Regions from separate parts of the Homo sapiens genome. Here region 1 is linked to region 2. Evidence: read pairs that join two places in POLR2A ChIA-PET (ENCODE). Cell type or tissue: Caco-2. All regions are shown on one strand.

Evidence for each region. ChIA-PET counts read pairs that join two places held together with the same protein. Peaks named below come from ENCODE experiments on the same cell type or tissue, not always from the same donor. Only the 100,000 strongest peaks of a DNase experiment are listed, where the experiment ranks them.
Region 1: POLR2A ChIA-PET joins it to region 2 with 8 read pairs; 2 of 35 experiments call an interaction of 5 or more read pairs at or near these places.

Annotation. Positions count from the first base shown.
Region 1 is chr9:21,387,460-21,389,959 of GRCh38, reverse strand. No RefSeq gene overlaps it. Among named protein-coding and RNA genes, the nearest start is that of IFNA2, 3.3 kb to the right of the region's middle. In Caco-2, no CTCF peak of the experiment used is centred here; no DNase peak of the experiment used is centred here.
Region 2 is chr9:21,505,723-21,508,222 of GRCh38, reverse strand. The region is part of intron 1 of MIR31HG (MIR31 host gene); the gene reads left to right. Among named protein-coding and RNA genes, the nearest start is that of MIR31, 5.2 kb to the left of the region's middle. In Caco-2, no CTCF peak of the experiment used is centred here; DNase peaks (open chromatin) are centred at 612 and 1,362.

The DNA of each region.
Region 1 (2,500 bases), 120 kb after region 2:
TCTTTAAATGTTCAGCAGAATTCTCCAGTGAAACCATGTGTCCCTGGGTTTTTCTTTGTTCAGAAGTTTTTACTTATTGATTTAGTCTCCTTACCAGTTATAGGTCTGCTTAGATTTTTTTGTTTCTTCACGATTCAGCCTTAGCAGATTTTATGTATATGTTTCTAGAAATTTATCCATTTCCTGTACAATATTAAATTTGTTGACATTTAATTGTTCTAATTGTCTCTTATCTTTTTTATTTCTATAGCATCAGCTCTAATGTCTCCTCTTTTGTTTCTGATTTTTGTTCTTTGAGTCTTCTCTCTTTTTTCTTAATCAATCTAGTTAGGGGTTTGACAATTTTTAAAAACTTATCAAAAAACCAACTATTACTTTGCTAATTTTTAAATTACTTTTTCTCTATTTTGTTTATCTTTGCTCCAATTTTTATAATTTCCTGCCTTGTGCCAGCTTTGGGTTTAGTTTGCACTCCTTCTTCTAGCTACATAAGATATAAAATTGGGTAGTTTATTTGAGCTCTTTCTTCCTCTTTTTTAGTGTAAGCTTTTATAGGTGTAAATTTTCCACTTAGTACTGCTTTTGTAATGTTGTCTTTTTATTTTCATTTATCTCAAGATGTTTTCTAATTTCTCTTGACTTCCTTCTTAAATTCTTACCTCATGTAGACATACATTTTTGGCCCTATGCATTGGGATGCAAAACCAGACTAATTTACTTTGTACAAAAAGAAAAATGAGAAAGAAATATATTTGGTCTTGTGAGCACTATATGGAAATACTTTATATTCCATTTGTTTCATCATATTCATATATCCCTTTACTAACATAAAGCTGAAGGTGAATAAAAAAATCAGGGTTAGCCAAACAAATTTTCATGGTCAAATACCACATAAAAAGTAAATATACTTAAGTTCCCAGCAAAATCTGAATTGAACGTAGACAAAATGCTCATTTCTCAGTGTTTGACAGACTTAACAGTTTGAGCCAATAAAAATGTACTGACTAGATAAACTACTAAAAGTTGTTAATTTTTGCAATGTATATTTCTGAAAAGAAAGTTTATCTATTATAGAAATTCCTGTGCCCATTTAAGAACTTTGAGCATTTTAATTGTTTAATAATATAGTTTAATTGCATCATGAAAATAATCAATAATACAATTTATTTGGTTTATTTAAAAAAACTGATTCTTTCTGCTCTCTCTATATATAGACTGATTTTATACTAATGTTGCCTAAAGATCACCAAATTGTTTGAAGCCTAGGTTTCTGAGGGATGGAAAATGATGTCACAACTATTTACAGTTCACACACACATTCTGGGGATTTAATACATCCTTTACAAGTGCAGGAAAGGTGGAAGATTGATGATTTGGGGGAATTAGAGCTACCACACCCCAGAGGGTGGTATGGTATGTTGTCTGTTGTGAGCTGTGTGAATCAGAGAGTTTGAATTTAGACATATATTTAGAAAGAGGAAAAGATGAACCAATCAAAAATAATAACTATAATGACTTTTCAAGATATAGACAATACAGTTAAGATATAAATGGAAACAAAAAAAGTTAAAAGTGGGGAGATGAAGTCTGATTTTTTGGTTTTTTTTTTTTTTTGCTTTTTTGTTTGTTTATGTAATCAGTGTTACCAGTTTAAAATAATGGGTTATAAGACACTATATGCAAGCCTCATGGTAACCTCCAATCTAAAACATACAACAAATACACACAAAATAAAAAGGAGAAATTAAAACACACCACCAGAGAAAATCACCTACATTAAAAGAAAGACAAATAGGAAGAAAATAAGAAAGAGAAGGCCATCAAATAATCAGAAAATGAATAACAAAATGACAGGAATAAGTCCTCATAAATAATAACATTGAATGTAAATGGACTAAGCTCTCCAATGAAAAGACAGGGAGTGGCTGAATGTATTTTAAAAAAAATATTACACCGAGCTGTGCGTGGTGTCTCACACCTATAATCCCAGCATTTTGGGAGACTGAGCCGGGTGGATCACTTGAGCCCAGGAGTTCGAGACCAGCCTGGCCAACATGGCAAAACCCTGTCTCTACTAAAAATACAAAAAATTAGCTGAACATGGTGGCACATGCCTGTGGTTCCAGCTACTAGAGAGGCTGAGGCAGAAGAATTGCTTGAACTTGGGAGGTGGAGGTTGCAGTGAGCTAAGATTGATGGAGCCACTGCACCCCAGCCTAGGTGACAGAATAAGACTCTGCCTCAAAAAAAAAAAGCAAAACAAAACAAAACAAAAAACCCTTAGACCCAATGATTCATTGCCTACAAGAAGTATGCTTCACCTTTAAAGACACATATAGACTGAAGGTAAAGGGATGGAAAAATATTCTATGCCTATGGAAACAAACAAAAAGAAGCAGAAGCTACATTTATATCAGACAAAATAGACTGCAAGACAAAAACTATGAAAAGAGAGAAAGAAGGTCATTATATAGTGATAAAGGGGTCCATTTAGCAAGAG
Region 2 (2,500 bases):
TTTATTCTAAGCCTGGCTATACTGTTTTAATTTGTAGGATTTTAATCGTTTACCATTGTATTTGTAGCAGCTAGACTGATAGGAGATTTGTGTTGTTGAGTCCATCCCCTTTCAGGTATCTCATCTAGGAATGCAGAAGCAGAAAGGTAGGGCAGACTGGCTGGATCCACTAGAATGGATTTCCTACTGAATCAATACTTGTCTCAAAACCATATTAAAGCGAGGAACAGTGGCATGCACCTATAATCCCAGCTACTTGGGAGGCTGAGGTGGGAGGATGGCTGCATCCCAGGAATTAAGGCCAGCCTGAGTAACATAGCAAGACCCTGTCTTGTAAAACAAACAAAACCAAAGCATTAAAACCAAAGTACTTTTAGTTTTCACTGAAACCTACATGATGTTCTTATTTCTATATAATGTTTTGTATATTAATATACATTAGAAAAATACACAGCATCTCCTTTTAAAAGTAAATTTGTTTTAATATTTTTAAAATTAATTTAAATAAAATGTTAAGGCATTTATAGTCAAGGAATATGACAAAAATTGTGAAAGTGCTGCTCAAGTAGCCAAACTTTGGGAAATCTAATTGGAATGTGGGTAAGCAAGATCCTCCTGTCGCGTAGCTGGGGGAGACTTTATAGATAACACGTTAGATGTTACCTAAGGTTTCTTGAATGCATGGTTCAGTTTAAGAAGTATGTTTAGTTATTACTCTTGGATGAAGAAAATATTAGTTTTAAGTGAGTGTTAATGGACTTTGCCCATGAACTGCATACATGGTCATATATTTTTACTGTTAAGAATTACTGATATGTCCCAGATGTAAAGATCATAGTTTTTATGTCCTTGAGAGCAAAGCCCAGTTGGTAAATGATAAGAAAGTTCATTATAAGTTCATTAGTCAATCTGAGTAAGTATTTGAGTAAGTATCAGGGCAGGTGTGTGTCCTTATTTGAAGATAAGATTACCAAAGAGTGGCAGTTTACACTGTCTGAGCAGGCACATAATCTACATGTATCCAACAAAAGCAGAAACCCTTTCTGTCAATAAAGTTAATTTGATAAGTTTAGGAGTCAAAATCTGGAAGTCCAAAAAGATGCATAGTGAGGAGAATCATCAAGCATGCATGAGGAAACCAACTGGGATGGCATTACAGGAAAATGATGTAGTTACTTGGAAGCAAGCCACCTTCGTGGTTTGCATTCTTTGGAAATATGTTCTATCTAATTGCTGAACTTTGCAAAAAAATGAGTGATTTGACTTGCTGATTCCAAGTTAATTACTTGGCCATTGAAAGTTTTTATAGAAGAGCATTCATGGAATTTGTGTGACCCAGAATGATCCCTGCCTGTGTTTTCTCACCTGCCTTTCTTCTTGCAAACCTTTCCTGATTTGTAAAACGTGTATAAGAAACTCAAATATTGGACTTTGGAGACTTGTCATAAAAAATTGTGTTGAGCTATTGCAGGATCTTGGAGAGACAGAGGTTATCTTGGGAAGGAGATCCAGGTCTAGTGTACTTGAAAAAACAATCGGTACTTGAGAATGAAAAAGAGGTAAAAAAAACAAAGGAAGCAAATATAATTGGCGGTAAGGTCACAAATCCAATAATAAGAGAAAGCCCATATATTAAAATTGAAATATTAGAGTCTATAGATGCATATTTCCCTAAATGTAACACATTCAAAGTTATTACATGGTGCTTATAATTATTTTGAATTAGATAACTCTTCTCTGCATCATTACCTGAATTGAATATAAAAGTTCTAGCAGTTTTATTAGAAGCACAGAAAGCCTTTTCCTGACTTCCTGTGCCATGACCTAGATTTTTTCAGTTATTTATTCATCATTCAGTATTTATTCAGCACCTCCCATGTACCATACATAGTCCGTACCTTTCTATGACTTGCAGTCTAAGAAAAAAGATAACCATTGCAAGTTTGATTATTATGGCGAAGGACTTTCTTGTTTGTGTATGGAAACATAACAAAGACACCTAATTTAGACAGGAAGTGGTAAAGGAAAACCACTTTAAGGAAGAAATATTATTTAAGTTCAGGCAAAAAAAAAAAAAAAAAAAAAGGGGGGGTCGCGGGGCAGGGGAAGAGTATCCCAGACAGCATATGTGAGAGCTGTGAAGCTAGAAATCTTGGCACATCAACAACTGACATGTCTGGAGTGTTGAGAATAGCGGTGAAAAGAGGAAATGGGGTGCGCAATACACGGACGGGGCCCAACACAGGTCTCCTAAGCCTTATGAAAAGTACAAGTAATATCATAAGTTAGATGAGGGGCCATTGAAGGATTTAATGTCACTGTCTCATGAAACAAAACTTTTTTCTTGGATATTCACATTCTCTCCACAGGTTTATTCACTTCTGCCCTCTCGTGTATCTAAAAATTAAACTTCCCTGGATGCTGTCACTCCTCTTTGTTACTGGCCCATCCATCATATTCTCTTTGTGCCCTAACTTCTAGCAAAAAGAGCTAATATTTA